Linked DNA regions of Homo sapiens: region 2 is linked to region 1. The links are chromatin contacts, found by Hi-C or POLR2A ChIA-PET in ENCODE. All regions are on one chromosome and are shown on one strand. The core of a region is the stretch at or near the end of the contact, and the rest is flanking DNA. Distances in the headings are between cores, read along the strand shown. Region 1 overlaps AFAP1L2 (actin filament associated protein 1 like 2). Region 2 overlaps ABLIM1 (actin binding LIM protein 1).

Region 1 (5,067 bases), core at 401-2,900:
CTGTAGCCCCGTCCCCTCCAGCCCCGCTCCCTCCTGCAGCCCCGTCCCCTCCTGCACCTGCATCCCCTCCTGCATCTGCATCTCCTCCTGCATCTGCATCCCCTCCTGCATCTGCATCTCCTTCTGCAGCCCCGTCGCCTCCTGCATCTGCGCCCCCTCCTGCATCTGTGTCCCCTCCTGCAGCCCCAACCCCTCCTGTACCTGCACCCCCTCCTGCATCTCCTCCTGCAGCCCCGTCCCCTCCTGCATCTGCGTCCCCTCCTGCACCTGCGTCCCCTCCTGCATCTGCGTCCCCTCCTGCATCTGCATCTCCTTCTGCAGCGCCGTCCCCTCCTGCAGCCCCGCTCTCTCCTGCAGCCCCGCTCCCTCCTGCAGCCCAGTCCCCTCCTGCATCCGCGACCCCTCCTGCAGCTCCGTCCCCTCCTGCGTCCGCATCCCCTCCTGCATCCGCGTGCCCTCCCACATCCACGTCTCCTCCCGCAGCCCCGCCCCCTCCTTTATCTGCATGCCCTCCCGCAGCCCCGCCCCCTCCTTCATCTGCGTCCCCTCCTGCAGCCCAGTCCCCTCCTGCAGCCCAGTCCCCTCCTGCATCTGCGTCCCCTCCTGCAGCCCGGTCCCCTCCTGCATCTGCGTCCCCTCCTGGAGCCCAGTCCCCTCTTGCATCCGCATCCGCTTCCCCTCCCGCAGCCCCGCCCCCTCCTGCATCTGTGTGCCCTCCCGAAGCCCCGCCCCCTCCTGCATCTGCGTCCCCTCCTGCAGCCCTGTCCCCTCCTGCATCTGCACTTCCTCCTGCAGGTTACCTGAACGTGCTGGTGAACAGCCAGTGGAAGTCTCGCTGGTGCTCTGTCAGGGACAATCACCTGCACTTCTACCAGGACCGGAACCGGAGCAAGGTGGCCCAGCAACCCCTCAGCCTGGTGGGCTGCGAGGTGGTCCCAGACCCCAGCCCCGACCACCTCTACTCCTTCCGCATCCTCCACAAGGGCGAGGAGCTGGCCAAGCTTGAGGTACCGCCGGCCTGCAGGGGGAGCAGGGCCAGCCAGGGTGTGGCGGTGGTGGCTGTTTGCTGCCAGTCTCCAGGACTGTAATGCTACTAAGGGAGAATCAATGTCCCCGCGTGTTATTTTTACTTCGTTTGCCTGAGATTGTTTGCATTTTTAAAAATTTCCATTCCTTTTCTGACCTCAGAGTAGTTGCGTTATAAGAGTGGAACCATGCGCTACTTCCTGCACTTAGGGCAGAAGGAGTATTTTTAGTTCTCTGAGCTACTGGAAAAGCTGCTGGGGATTCAAAGTGGGTGTTGTTTTGTTTGGGTATCACCAGCTGGGAGAGCCTCTAGGCCCAGTACGTAAAAACCACACTGTTAGAGCTTATCTGGGGGAAAAAATTCGCTTTGTGATACAATTACATTCCTCTCGCTCCCCATCCTCCCTTTGATGTGATGTTACGTTTACAAAAATAAGAAGTGACATAACGCTTTGCAAGCTGCGGCAGGCGGAGACCGAGTCCCTTCCACGCATGGAAGCACACACTTGCCCGTGAATGTCCGTTCACTTAGTCTTTGATGTGGAGGTCCTCATCCAAACTTTGCTCCAATCCTGCCCTCTGGTGGCTGAAAGACCCACATCGCAATTGCTTCCCAGGGTCCAGCTTGTAGCTTATATTCATCCATTCAGAGGTTCCCCATCAACAGACATCTTCTCAGCACAGGAATATGGTGGACAAGAGCAATATGGACTCCGTCCTTGTGGCACTTACATCCTAGTTTGGGAGTGTGATGTTATTCAGCAAATTACCCAGCCAATCGCTGGGCTACAATGGCTGGAAAGAAGTGGGGAGGGTGCTATAGACTTGTACTGGGGTCTGGGTGACAGGCTGGAGCGGGAGGGACAGGGCTTGATCCTAGGAGCAACGGAGCCCTGATGGCTTTCAGGGGAGGGCGGCAAGCTCAGATCGGGGTTTTGAGATGCTTCCTCCAGCTACTGGGGTGGGAGTGGATCGGAGGGGGCAAGAAGGGACCTGCTAGGAAGCTGTCGCAGCTGTCCAGGGCAGAGACGCAGCCTGGACTAGGGGAGGCCCATGAAAAGCTGTATTTAGAATCCAGTTGAAACTAAGTGGGGGCCGGGCATGATGGCCCACGCCTGTAACCCCAGCACTTTGGGAGGCTGAGGCAGGTGGATCACCCGAGGTCAGGAGTTTGAAACCAGCCTGGCCAACATGGTGAAACCCTGTCTCTACTAAAATACAAAAATTAGCTGGGTGTGGTGGTGGGCGCCTGTAGTCCCAGCTACTTGGGAGGCTGACACAGGAGAATTGCTTGAAGCCGGGAGGCAGAGGCTACAGTGAGCCAAGATCCCACCGCTGCACTCCAGCCTGGGCGACAGAACAAGATTCTGTCTTTAAAATAAAAAAAAACTGGGAAAAGGAAACCAACTAAATGTCAAATTCTGCTCATCACGGCCTCTTTGATGAAGAGAATGTAGCAGCAAACGTGATGGAGCTATGGGTTATACCAAAGGGGGCTGATTTTCCTCATCAAAATAAACCTATAGCTTTGATTAAATGGGCAGTTTTTTCTCATTATAAAGGTAAGAAACAGTGTGGACATTTTAATTGAGGTACCCAATGGATGCATTTGATTAGAATGCATTGTCCCCTGGAAAAAAAAATACCAAATTCACTGGGATTTTGATGATGATTTAGCAGCTGAGCTAGTGTAAGGTATTTAAAAGATGTCCCGACTTTACTGAAGCCATGAACAAAATAAATTTGAATGTTGTTATTTCTTGGGGATCCAGGAAGTCTTGTTGTATATGGGATTGGGGGAATGACATGCATTGTTCATAAAATACAAGTGTCAACTTAAAAGACATACAATTTTTTAATCATTTTAAAAACTATTAATTAACAGGTGGTCACTAACAGTTTTTAATAGTGACCACCTGGTGATAAGTTTTCACCTCCTAGAAACACAATGTATATACATCTCATATGGCCCTTGGGACAAAAGTCCACAGCATTATTGAGGTGGCATCAAGATGTCACTGACGACAGGAAATATTATCTGGGGCCACTGGGGGGTGGGATAGGCTGGTGAACAGGAGAAGCACAGCCCCGGGCTGTTACAGAGGCTTTCGTGGGCAGGCTCAGGGGTAGGGGTACGGTCATGGCCTGGTGGGGAGGGGCTGGCACCAGGCAGCACTGCCTGGCCCTGCTTATGTCTCTCTTGGCCTCGTTCCAGGCCAAGTCTTCCGAGGAAATGGGCCACTGGCTGGGTCTCCTGCTCTCTGAGTCAGGCTCCAAGACAGACCCAGAAGAGTTCACCTACGACTATGTGGATGCCGATAGGGTCTCCTGTATTGTGAGTGCGGCCAAAAACTCTCTCTTGTGAGTAATTTGGACCCTTCCTCCGTACACTCTCTTATTCCTGGCCATGCTGTAGGCCCTGGGTCAGCCAGAGTCAGGGGCAGCAGGGAGCACAGGGTCCCACCCCACTCTGCCCAGCAGCAGGAAAATGTGAAGCCAAGGAGTAGCCCTCAGGGAGGCCCGGCCAAGAGCCAGGAGCTGAGCTAAGAGCAAGGAGCCGAGCCAGGCTTCGGGCCCCGGGGGCAGCTTTGGCATCCTCAGAGGCAGTTAGACTCTCCAGCTCCTCCAGGCAGAGCTGTCACCTTTCCTGACCTCCTACTTGTCCTTCTGGTGAATCCCTCACTGGGTCTCCAGCACACCCTGGAGAAAAGCAGGTCAGGGGGTGGTGCTTCTGTTTCCAGATGAGCAAACTAGGGCTGAGGGAGAGGGCGTTCTCTGGTCAGGGTGGTAGAGCCAGTCTCGTGGAAGCCGGCTGAGCCACTGAAACAGAATCAGTTTTCTCATGGACCAAACGGGGATAGTGTCTGGCCTGCGCCACCCCAAGTGTATTGTGAAGATGAAATGAGAAGGGGTTTTTTGTTGTGGTTGCTGGAAGGAGATCCTAGAAGGGAGGAATGGGGGAGAAGATGGCAAAGGGATCCTAGGACGAGGCGTATGGGCAAGGGAAGCTTGTCTTTCTGGGAGGAAAATCTCGAACCAAGAATTTCAGGAAGAAGGCACTGGGAAAAGAGGGAGGAGGTGCCCTCAGATCCATGGAGGTGAGTGTCAGCCCCCAGATCTCTTGTGTGGCCACCACTTTCACGGCAACCACTCCTCACTGGGAATCCTTGGAGTCTGGTGCTTTCACCACCCTGCCCCGGCTGCTTCATGTGTGCCACCTCGCCCTGTTTCCAGACTGATGCAGAGAAAGTTCTCAGAGCCCAACACTTACATCGATGGCCTGCCTAGCCAGGACCGCCAGGAGGAGCTGTATGACGACGTGGACCTGTCAGAGCTCACAGCTGCGGTAAGGACCCGGCCAGGCAGTGGCCTGGGCCTCTCCAGGCCCTCCTCCTACCAACCTCAACACCTGGATGCCAGAGATCATTAGAGTATCCCTGAGATGAGATGAGTGGGTTCTGAGTCACCTACCAGGCCAGTAGTGCAGACACCTAAGTGCAACAAGGCTGTCTCCTATATGTGAGGCTGTGCAGTTTGCTTGGCTTGGGGACTTATCTAGATGAAACACCGGTGAACCCCTCTCGTCAGGGCTAGGGGTGTGGTGGTGGGATTGGGAGTGGAGGTACCAGTAGGCTTCCAGGTCCAAATCGGTTGTTGAGTGGGATGATCACACCGATGGCAACTTCCACGTTTTGGGCACTGAACCCTGTGCTGAGCTGAGGACCTCCTGCAGATGATCTCCTTGAATCCTAACCACCTTATGGGAAGATGCTGCTCTTTTCCTCTTTACAGATGAGGAAATAAGGTTCAGGGAAGTTAAGTGCTCTGTCTGGGTCTTCCACCTCGAGTGACATATCTAGGACTCAGCCAGTGGCCCCCCCAGCAGGGAGGGAGATCTCTTGGAACACTGTGAGATGGGCACCAGAACTGTGAGGCAGGGCTGGTACCCCCTCCACAGCTGAGGGAGTAGAGGTAATGTTGAATGCCCCAGACTCACTCTCTCCTGCAGGTGGAGCCTACCGAGGAAGCCACCCCTGTTGC
Region 2 (5,787 bases), core at 810-3,309, 240 kb before region 1:
TAAAATCTTTGCTGCCACCTAGTGGGAATTATGTAATTAGAAGAATAAAGAAAAATTTCAGTTAGACTTGGATTAAAAAATTGTCCATTTCATCCTGGAAAAGGCAAAACTATGTAGACAGTGAAAAGATCAGTGGTTTCCAGGAGTTAGGAGGAGGGAGGGATGAATAGATGGGGTACAGAGAGTTTTTAGGGTAGTGACACTACTCTGTATGATACTATAAGAGCGGGTACATGTCATTACTACCTTTGTCCAAACTCAGAATGTCCAACATCAAGACTGAACCCTAATGTAAGCTGTGGACTCTGGGCTATCATGATGTGTCAGTGTCAGTTCATCAATTATAACAATGGTTCCACTCTGGTGGGGGATGTTGCTAATGGGGGAGGCTGTGCACGGGGAGGGACTGGGGTTGTATCAGAAATCTCCGTACCTTCTGCTCAATTTTGCTGTGAACCTACACCTGCTCTAAAAGTAGTCTTTTTTTTAAAAAAAACTATCAGTTTTCTTACATCCATACTGTGCTCCTAAACTTTAAAAATTATATTTTTAAACTAATATCGTGGCCTTCCATTTTTATCTTTATAGTAAACTACCAGATGTGAGATTCCTTTTATAAAAATTTTGGTCAGATGTTGGAATTCATATAAACCCCAGCTTTTAAAAAAATGCTTAATCTTTTATGACCATCTAATATACACTCATATGCATATGACCATCTAATACACACTCATATGTGTACTAGATAATGGGCCATACATTAAGAAATTCTAATTTGCAATATTCAGAACTTATATTTTTAAATTTTATAAATAGTCAAATTTTTTACATTATCATGGTTTAAAAATTCAAACAACACAGAGGATGTGAAGTTAAACAGTAAAGTCCTCCTCCAGAGAGGGAAGTTTCTTAAGAATTTTTAATGTTTTCCCCCAGAAATGTTCTATTCTGGGACTAGGACACACACACCATTTTCTTTACTACTTTTTTATGAATGAGCTTATGCTATGCTTACTGTTCTATGGCCTGCTTTTTTTACTTGATCTATTTTGAACATCTTTCCATGCCAGAGCACAAATCTGCCTCGTTCTTTTGAACAGCCCATAGTATTCCATTATCAACTATACTATAATTTATTTAACTGGCCCTTCACTGATGGTCCATATAGCCTATTTCCAGTTTTTGTTATTAGAGAAATGCTGTAGGGAACATATGCATGCACATATGTGCTTTTGCAAATATATTTGTAGAATAAAATCTTAGACATAAAATAATTACTGGATCTCAAGGTTATGTGAACACCCACTGTCCAAGATCGCCAGAAATACACCTGTCATTAAAAAAAAAGAAAAAGAACGGGTTAAACTAGCTGCAGCAAGAGGGAAGCCAGAGGAACTGTGAGCCCACTCTGGGTGCAGTTTGGAGGAGTTTTCACAGCATTTGGGCTTATGCTGGGTAATTTTATTTATTTATTTAATTACTTTATTTATTGAGACGGAGCTTCGTTCTTGTTGCCCAGGCTGGAGTGCAATGGCATGATCTCAGCTCACTGCACCTCTGCCTCCCAGGTTCAAGCAATTCTCCTGCCTCAGCCTCCTGAGTAGCTGGGATTACAGGCGTGCACCACCATGCCCGGCTAATTTTTTGTATTTTGTAGAGACAGGGTTTCACCACATTAGTCAGGCTGGTCTTGAACTCATGACCTCAGGTGATCCATCCGCCTCGGCCTCCCAAAGTTCTGGGATTACAGGTGTGTGCCACCGCACCCAGCCCACGTGCTAGGTAATTTTAAAGAGGATTCAAAGGATTAGAAGCAGTTCTAGGTTAAGTGTTGTCAAGAAGCAGGACCAGGTCAGCGATTGGGTCTCAAGGTTTTCTGGATGGTCAGAGAATTAAAGTTGGGCTAGAAGCGTCATTAGGAAAAAGCAGTGGCAGTCACGGATGTGGTCAGAAGAGGGGGTTGTTTCATCACTTTGTGTACCAAGTGGACTCTGTCTTGGTCCAAACCTGGCCACTAAGTGGACTTGCCAGGACATGGCTTTATTCTGTGTGTGTTCTGTCTGATCAGCTTGGAACACGTGGCCAACTTGACACGTGCTTGCTTTCATTCTCTCAGGTACATTGATGTGGAATGTCTGTAGTTGTTGAAGTTGCTTTCCAGAAAGGTTGCACCAATTTACAGTCTTCTGGTTTCTTTTTAATACCCAACTTCCCTAACAGAATGAAGCAGTCGATAATCAGATTAATTATGGCAATTGTAATAACAGCAAATGTTTCTAGTCACTTCCAATGTGCCATCTACTGCTAAATCTATTAAATGCACTGAATCCTCATCAGAGGGCTGAGACCAGGTGCTGATAACATTCCCACTTCCCTAAGAAGAAACCCAGGCTTCAAAAGGGTGTAACTTGCTTTGATCACATAGCTAGCCAACGAGGAGTTAGCTGGGGTTCCTCACTGGGATGTCTTATTCCAGGCCCACACTCTTTACCATGAAGAAATAATTTCTCCTTTATTGTCCTTCCAGGAGCCTGCCAAGGAGAATTGAGAGCTAAGGAATTAAGAGCCACTTAATTGATGATCACAAATCTTTGAAAGGCTGGTTTGGATTGATAAGGAAGTAGGGTCCCATTTACAAAAATGAGATTTACGGGCAGCCTCCAGGAGTAATCACGTATATAGTGTTAGGCGAGGCATCAGCATAAAGTGCTGAGTTGTTCACAGTGCCCTCAATTAATAAATGCCTATGCGCACTTTCTTAAAATCACAGCCAAGACACTATAATTAAATATTCTCTGGGCGATCTGTAGCTCAGAGGATACATTAAAAAACCCCCAAGTAAGCAGATGGGTGAAGGACATCCGTCCCCGTAGATCCACGGAGGTTCATGAAGCTTCCGTTCTGTGTCCTTCCGAGGACGCAGCCTGTGAGCCTTCACCAAGAAAGATTTTGTGCAGGGAAAGAAACTGACCCGAGATGGTGCTTGAGTAAATATTGATTGAGTGTGTGATGGGCACACAGTGGGGTTGAAATTGGGCTGCCTGCTTGGATTTAGCAAAGGAAATGTGTAGTAACCACTGGCGGCTGCTCTTTTTCAGATTGTGCCGGCTGCGGAAGAGATATCAAGAATGGGCAGGCGCTGCTGGCGCTGGATAAGCAGTGGCACTTGGGGTGCTTTAAATGCAAGTCCTGCGGGAAGGTCCTCACCGGGGAGTACATCAGCAAGTAAGGCTGGGCGCGGGCACGCGTTCCTTTCAGTGGGCACCGGGCGTTGTGGTTCTTCTGCAGGTCCTGGTCTCAGGGGCCCCACCCCATCAATGGTGCTGAAATTGTTCACATCCTGCCATCATAATGAACTTGTTGCTATAAAACTTTTGAAAAGAATTGTATTCTTTTGCCTTGGCTACTATAAACCTAATGATATGTTAATCATTGCCTAATTTAACAATTAATGAAGCTGACACTGTTACACTGTATGTCATTACCAATTAAGCATTTAATAATTTCCCTGTTGCTGTTCATTCTCCTATGAGGAACTAGTAAGCCTTTGTTCTCCTTCCAGGGCTGGAGTACATTCATAGACGCTCCCCAAAAACACACAAAGCCTAGGTTGTGGGCCTTTTAGGACTGCACAAAACAGCCTGCCAGGAAATGGGCTCATGTTCAATAATAGTGGATAATAGCTACAGTTAAGGAAGTGAGGCTTTTTTTTTTTTAAATGTAGCCTGGCAATGAGGGGAAATTTTCCACCGTATACCTTTTCATGCCTTAAAAAAAATTTTCCTGCTGGGCGTGGTGGCTCACACCTGTAATCTCAACACTTGGGAGGCCAAGGTGGGAGGATCACTTGAGTTCAGGAGTTCGAGACCAGCCTGAGCAACATAGCAAGACCTCATCTCTACTAATATAAATAAATAAATAAGCAAGCAAGCCAGGCATGGTGGCACATGCCTGTAGTCCCAGCTACTTGTGAGTCTGAGGTGGGAGGATCACTTGAGCCCAGGAGATCAAGGCTGCAGTGAACTATTATCGCACCACTGCACTCCAGCCAGGGCAACTGAGTAAGACCTTGTCTCAAAAAATAAACAAATAAATTCATTCATTAATTCATGCATTTCCCCAACCACATGAAATCACCTATTCGAAAATATTAATGAATGTAGTTTAAAAATATAGTGAAACAAACAAGCAAACAAAAGGTTGCTTGGGCCCCACCCACTAGAAATCTAATTCTACAGGCCCAGGGTAAGGCTGAAACACCTGCACTGAAAGGGCAAGAAGGCTGGGTGCGGTGGCTCATGCCTGTAATCCCAGTACTTTGGGAGGCCGAGGCAGTCGGATCACCTGAGGTTGAGAGTTCGAGACCAGCCTGGCCAATATGGTGAAACCTCATCTGTACTAAAAATACAAAAACTGAGCCGGGCATGGTGGTGGGCACCTGCAACCCCAGCTACTTGGGAGGCTGAGACAGGAGAATTGCTTGAACCTGGGAGGCGGAGGTTGCAGTGAGCCCAGATCGCACCACTGTACTCCAGCCTGGAGACAGAGCAAGACTCTGTCTCAAAAAAAAAAAAAAAGAAAGAAAAGAAAAGGCAAGAAGCTCTTCAGGTGACCATTATGGACAAAATAAGACAGGTGCCTGGCTTCTAACGGAACATTGCAAGCTATGCGGGGGTGGGTAACTTGGCAGTCTAGGGTGGCACTCTATAGCTTTTCCATGCAATCACACACAGGATATAATATTTTTCCTGTGCTCCAAGGAGGTTGACTGAGCTGAAGGAGGCGGCCCTGGGCTCCGGAGGCCTCCTGAGAGCTGAGGAGGTGGTGTCTGCAGGCTGTTCAGAGGCTGTACTCTGGCATGTGGGCCCCTTGTAGGGGAATGAATGCTGAGCCCACATCTGACGGGCTCAGTGTTCTTGTTTTTTTTTTTTGTTTTTTTTTTTTGAGATGGGGTCTTGTGCTGTCACCCAGGCTGGAATGCAATGGTGCGATCTTGGCTCACTGAAACCTCCACCTCCTGGGTTCAAGCAATTCTCCTGCCTCAGCCTTCTGGGTAGCTGGGACTTACAGCTACACCTCACCACACCTGGCTAATTTTTGTATTTTTTTTAAAGTAGAAACAGGGCTTCCCCATGTTGGCCAGACTGGTCTCAAACTCCTGACCTCAGTTGATCCACCCACCTCAGCCTCCCAAAGTGCTGGGACTACAGGCATGAGCCACCGTGCCGGGCCTCAGTGTCATATTAATAACTATATGTATTATATACATTAACAATATTTTATAGCTTTGCCTTTATTGTGGTTTTAATGAAATTGTCGCTAGTGTTTTGCCTTCAGGTGTGATATTGCCTATTGATTTGCCAGTATCTTCTTCAGGTTCATTAACACCATTCTTTCTCTGGTTTATTAATTATTGTTATGTGGGCTCAGTGGGCTCAGTACTCCTACGTGCCCAGGGGGCCTGTGGAGAGAGAATGCTGCCAGGCTTTCTGCTAGTTAGCTCTGAGACAGTAAAAAATCGGCAAGGGTGACCATATGGCGACATGGCTGTTTCGCCTGTGTGGCACCGAGAGCCGCAGAGTGCTCTCTGGATCGTTTTGTTTGTGGTTTTGATCCTGTCTGGCCAGGTCTGACTGGATTGCCAGGCATGTGAACACTGGGCAGGGGAGAAATATGTCCTGCCCTTCTGTGGAAAGGCCTTGGAGAAATGTGGTTTTGGTGTCTTCTCCAGCCCCTGGCCACCTCCTCAGGAGCCGAACACGTTTTTGTCTTGCAGGGATGGTGCTC

Evidence for each region. Hi-C counts contacts between places; a loop is a spot of excess contacts on that map. ChIA-PET counts read pairs that join two places held with the same protein, here RNA polymerase II (POLR2A). Pooled maps may share reads with other maps.
Region 2: a loop to region 1 is called in a map of sigmoid colon, with 4 times the contacts of the local background. The contact joins two enhancer-like sites. A Hi-C loop is called at or near these places in 57 of 168 maps with a recorded cell type or tissue (A673, CD4-positive, alpha-beta T cell, CD4-positive, alpha-beta memory T cell and 39 more), 37 of 37 single-sample maps with no recorded cell type and 47 of 50 pooled maps. POLR2A ChIA-PET finds 5 or more read pairs at or near these places in 5 of 52 experiments (CD4-positive, alpha-beta T cell, OCI-LY7, activated naive CD4-positive, alpha-beta T cell and 1 more).

What each region holds. Positions count from the first base shown.
Region 1 is chr10:114,300,659-114,305,725 of GRCh38, reverse strand. AFAP1L2 (actin filament associated protein 1 like 2) reads left to right here. Exons shown (of 19, transcript NM_001001936.3): 11 at 796-1,007; 12 at 3,242-3,387; 13 at 4,261-4,372; 14 at 5,036-5,067. Among named protein-coding and RNA genes, the nearest start is that of VWA2, 64 kb to the right of the region's middle. RefSeq lists a silencer at 708-757. Within about 2 kb of position 1,650, at least 18 of the 41 ENCODE cell types and tissues checked have a DNase peak (open chromatin) inside an H3K27ac peak, as active enhancers do; they include heart right ventricle, sigmoid colon and thyroid gland, where a contact is called at or near this core.
Region 2 is chr10:114,545,088-114,550,874 of GRCh38, reverse strand. ABLIM1 (actin binding LIM protein 1) reads left to right here. Exons shown (of 23, transcript NM_002313.7): 5 at 3,099-3,225; 6 at 5,777-5,787. Among named protein-coding and RNA genes, the nearest start is that of ABLIM1, 110 kb to the left of the region's middle. Within about 2 kb of position 2,059, at least 6 of the 41 ENCODE cell types and tissues checked have a DNase peak (open chromatin) inside an H3K27ac peak, as active enhancers do; they include heart right ventricle, sigmoid colon and thyroid gland, where a contact is called at or near this core.